2 separate regions of the Homo sapiens genome follow, and region 2 is linked to region 1. A link is an interaction called in ENCODE POLR2A ChIA-PET data of the cell type or tissue named here. Cell type or tissue: PC-9. All regions are shown on one strand.

Region 1 (2,500 bases):
TTCATTAACTGAGACCCTTAAAACGCAAAGTAAGCAATAAAAAGGGTTGTTCAGATTGTACCAGCTTCCCAAAAAAACTCACTGAATTCTAAGCAAGTGAATTTCTTGAAACAACTTTAAGCCCATGCATGTCTAAGAAATCCCTAGCTAACACTGAAGTTAACAGTTCCCAGGGTTAATGGGAGGTCAGGTAGAATTTTATTGACATCCTCATTGCTATTACTAATCTAGAACTCATTTTCCTGAGGTTCATTTACCCAAGCAAGTTGGTACAATGGCACTCTCCCTCCTTCTCTCCCGCAGGCATCCCCGTCAATGAGGTGGAGGCATCTGGGCACACTGGGAAGCCTGTGTATATTCTTTGGTGTCATCTAAACTATAAATTAGCCTGCCACTTTCTATTAGTGTGACCTTAGGTGAGTTTTGCACATTTTGAGTCTGAGATGACTGCAAGATATCCAAGTAGCAGTGTCCAAGAGGCAGCTGGATTTCTGGGAGGAGCTCAGGAAGAAAGGTCCTGGCTGGAAGATCCATCAGCAGAGAAAGAGCAATTGAAGCCTTGGGCTTGGGTAGAATTGCCTAAGGGCAGTTCATCTAATGAAATGAGAAAGGGCACCTGGAGTATATTTAAATATTCTTAGACAATTTTTTTTTATTGGGTCTTTATTCTAATCAGGGAGAAAACTTGTCCAGGGCAATCTTGCTAGCATTTGAATAGACAATTGACTGGCCAGTCATGGGTCCTCACTTACACCCTACTCCTGCGTCCAGCAGATGCCCTTGTGGTGTTCATTACTCTAGTTAAACTCACTGGGCATTGGAGCAGTTGTCAGATTTGCTCATCTTCTGGTTCAGTAGTCAGGAAGCACGTATAGCAGCAAAGACTGAAAGCCAGCCACCCCCTGCCAAAACAGTAGAGAGATGCGCATCATGCCTTGAAGGCCAAATGAGGCAGATTGTCAGGTGCAGCATGGTGCTCCTGAACGTGGAGGGTGGGCTGCCTCTCCAAGCCCGTCCTCTCAGTGTCTCTGCTCCAGATTCTGCTTGCAAGTATTCTATGAAGGTGGGTACCTTCCATCATTCTCAGCAGGGGGTAGTCCTGCATCTCAGAGATCTAAGGAAGACGGTTTCTCACCACCATATGCTGAGCCCAAGCTTTTGGGAGTGGAAATAAAAAGGAGGAGCTGCTTATTTATTTATTTATGTGATAAGTGTGCATTAAGGCTTTAGGAATATCCTGGTTGTCAAGATGGACAGGGTCCCTGCTTTCAAGGAGTTCAGATCCTGAAGGAGATAAGTAAGTAAAACAAACAAAATAAGTACCAGTGGTTGTAGTACATACAGGTGGCCTAACAGAAAATAATTGGGTTATCTTCTTTAGCTAAGGAAGGCCTCTCAGAGAAGGGAGCTTTAAGGCTGTGCCCTGAAGGATGCAAAGGCGTGTAGAAGAGTCAAGAGCATTTAAAGAACAAGCAAAAAGACCAGGGTAGGAGAGGGCTTGGTAATTAATTCTAGAAAGTGAGAAGAGGCTAGCAAGACTAGTTAATAGCTTCTGGCCTGGATTCTGCATATATATTGTAAAATTGACACCTTACTGTCGTGTGTGTCACCTCTGCCATGTGAGAGATGTCTCCTGGGGTAGCCTGCACATGGTCCCATGATAAATTACAACATTGACCTTAAAGGTTATGGCAGTATTGGGTTCCACTGTGGAAACTCTTTCTGCCTAATGACTACATCCAAGAGGTGGTTTGTTGTGTTTGTGCGTTGATTTTTAAAGAAGCAGGGTGGCTAAAGATTGCCTGTAACTAGGGTGAGGCCTTATAAGCTGACACTTAAAAAATATATGTATATAAATTCCACTTGATATTTGGATTTAATGCTGCTATTATGGGGGACCAGTGGGCTCGCTCGTAAACACAGGTACTGAATACTGATCAGAAACCTTCAGATTTGTCATCTTCAGTATAGCAAATGTTCCATCTAGAGTGCTGAGCCAAGGGGGTAGATTTCCTAAGGGCCACATCCTAGGGAGAGCAAAAAAAATAAATAAATAAAATAACAAGCGTCGGGGAATATATGCAGGCATTGTGTGGGATTTGCATATAATTTGCATAGCGCTTGATAAGCTAAAATCTGTTCTCAGAAAATGTTCAAATTAAAATTTTATCACGGCTACCAGTGCAGCCATTTCTTACTATTTTCTCCTCTATTTTATTCTTTTGCTCATATTGGCTGTCTCTGATTCATATATCTTTTTGTTAGAAATGTACAGCTGTGATTCTGAGCATCAAGGAAGAAAAAAGGGAAAAATCTGAGTCCACCAGAGACCATTTCTTGGCAAATGAAGTTCTTATTCAAGCTCTTCCTAGTCACATCTTTTTCAGTCCTATAATAAAAGTGCCTTTATTTGGGGTCTGTCTTGGAAGCTCAAGGGAGCCATGTGTGTGACAGGAAAAAAAAAAGAAAAGTGAACCTTGCATTAAAAGCTACTTGGGAC
Region 2 (2,500 bases), 200 kb after region 1:
TGATTTCTGATAAATGTGTATCTAATGCTGAAGATTCTTATCCTTTATTTCCTGGATGCTTTTTAATACTGTTTGAAATGAATCAGTTACAACCTGAGAACTCTCATGTTCCTGACTTTAATGAATGCGAGGTTTCCATGAGTTTGTATGTGCCAAAGTTCCCTTCCCTGAAAAATGAGGAAAAATGGTTAATGTTCATGTTCAGGTTGACTTTCCTGTGGAATGTTTTCTGGTCCTCCTCAGTATTCTGGTTAAGAGGCAGTAAGACATAGTTCCTGACAGTTTAGGTTTGGGATCAAAGAGGTTGTGGGGAAGGGTTTTACCAGCTTTCTTCTCCCAGACCGTCAACTCCATCAGCTCCCTGCTATGTTTCCTGGATGAAGACAGTGTTGATTTATTCAACCCTGGGTGAAGAGCTGTGGAAATTCAGCTGCACCTCGCTCCTCCACTAGTTTATCCTCCCACCCCTCCCCAATGTCTTCTTTGTGTACAGAAGTTCCCACCTAGTAACAAAAACCTGGTTTCAAGTCCTGGTCCTGACACTTACCAGCTGTGTAATTCTTGGCAAGTCACATAATGTGTGCATGTTTTCTCATCTGTGACATAGGATAATAATATTAACTACTTTATAGTGTTGTTGCAAGGATTAAATGAGATAATGCATATAAAGAATAGACGTTGGCCTAAATACAGATTTTTTAAATGAACATAATTTTCTAATGCCTTTAATTTGCTGAGGGGTTTGTATCCTTGCACATGAATGTATTTGGTCTCACAATCATTCTGTGATATAGTCAGAGCAGTAGTTACCCTTTTTGTTTTACAGATAAGGACATTGAGTGCATAAAAGGGAATGTTCCAAGGTAGTCACATAATTAATTTAGTGGCAGAGCTGGATCAAGACTGGTTCTTCTTACATCAGCTCCTTGAGCTGCTGTTTTTGTTTATTACTGGGAACCATTTGCTTGCCCTAGACAAACATATACTCTCTTTTTGTATTATATGATTCATTCAACAATCTGGAAGGTTCACATTTTTCTTTGACATAATGTGGATCTCCTTGAAAGGTAACATGTTTACACTTAACTGAGAGCACCTGGCTTCCAGGAAAAGGATACATGGACGGTTTGAATAGTTCCTTTGGAGCTACTTGGATTTGGCACTCAAAACTTCTTCTTTTCCTTCATCCCATGTCATAGCTATAGAGAAAAGAGCTAGAAGTAGGATCATGAAAACCAGATCAGATGCTTCCCATCTCTCATGTCTAGGCCACTTTTGCAAATCATCAGTACAATGGAATAAATGCCAAGTCCTTATTTATTTCAAGTATTGTAGGTGTGGTTTTTAAAACGAGATTCCAATACCTTCATCACACAGTGTTCTTCCATGCAAGATGGAACCTGAAATGGTCTGCTGATCCCAAACATGCAAGTTATAGCTGGAATAAAATAATTGTCTTTACACACCTGCTGTTGAATGGCTTGGCATTATTCCATTTATGAGACACAATTACTGACACTACTGTGTTGAGATCTGGGATAGAAAAAATAAGGGTCCTGTTTCTGACCTTTGTTATCATAGTTGAGAGTTTTGGACAGAGAATGCCCCATTATTCAAAATGGTGCTTCTAGAAAGGATCCATTTATGTTGCCCTGAGTGGCCTTGCTTCCTTGTGAAGTGATTTGTAGATTACCACATATAAAGTGTTAAATAACTCAACAACTTCCCCTGATTCCTGAGGAGGAGGCTGGCCTTCTTTATTCGTGTTTATTTTATAATGTGTTATAGGGATGACAATCAGTCAAGTCTCTTTTAGCTGCTTTCTCATTTACAATGAGGCATCAATTCTGATTAGACACAGACCCAAACTGATTCCAAGTTCTCAGAAGACAAGGATCTTACCTTTTCAACTTTGTTCTGCTGGAGGTACAGCACACCTGGGAGTGGGGAGGGGGCAGTGTATGTGTGTGTGTGTTGCTTAGTGACACTAACAATTTGAGTCACATTTATTCACGTGACCCTTTTGAGTCTACATAGCTGTCTCATCTGGGATTACCTGTATCATGGATTTTTACCCCCTCTCTCCACTGTTCGTTTTCTAACCACTCCCACCCTCCAAAGTAGTATGAGCCATAGATTTTCTTTCAGCCCTTTCCTTGGCACCATGACCACCTTACCCACACACCTTTTCTTTTCACATTGGAATTGTTTCTGCTTCAACGCACCCTTCTGTCTCCCTCTCTCACCTTTGGGTCCCTAATTCCTAATGTAATGGTATTTGGAGGAGGAGCCTTTAGGAGTTAATTAACCAAAGGTCAGATTCTCGTGATGGAATTAATGCCCCATGTAAAAAGGGGAAGGGCTTTCATTTCCTGCCATGTGAAGATACAGCAAAAAGGCAGCTGTCTGAAAATCAAGAAGAGGGTCCTCTCACCAGACAGTTCTTGTTATGTTACCCAGGCTGGATTTGAACTACTGGGTTCAAGCAATCCTCCCACTT

The links. Peaks named below come from ENCODE experiments on the same cell type or tissue, not always from the same donor. Only the 100,000 strongest peaks of a DNase experiment are listed, where the experiment ranks them.
Region 2: POLR2A ChIA-PET joins it to region 1 with 10 read pairs; 2 of 35 experiments call an interaction of 5 or more read pairs at or near these places.

What each region holds. Positions count from the first base shown.
Region 1 is chr3:65,701,550-65,704,049 of GRCh38, reverse strand. The region is part of intron 1 of MAGI1 (membrane associated guanylate kinase, WW and PDZ domain containing 1); the gene reads left to right. Among named protein-coding and RNA genes, the nearest start is that of MAGI1-AS1, 190 kb to the left of the region's middle. In PC-9, no CTCF peak of the experiment used is centred here; no DNase peak of the experiment used is centred here.
Region 2 is chr3:65,502,524-65,505,023 of GRCh38, reverse strand. The region is part of intron 2 of MAGI1 (membrane associated guanylate kinase, WW and PDZ domain containing 1); the gene reads left to right. Among named protein-coding and RNA genes, the nearest start is that of LINC02040, 330 kb to the right of the region's middle. In PC-9, no CTCF peak of the experiment used is centred here; a DNase peak (open chromatin) is centred at 1,003.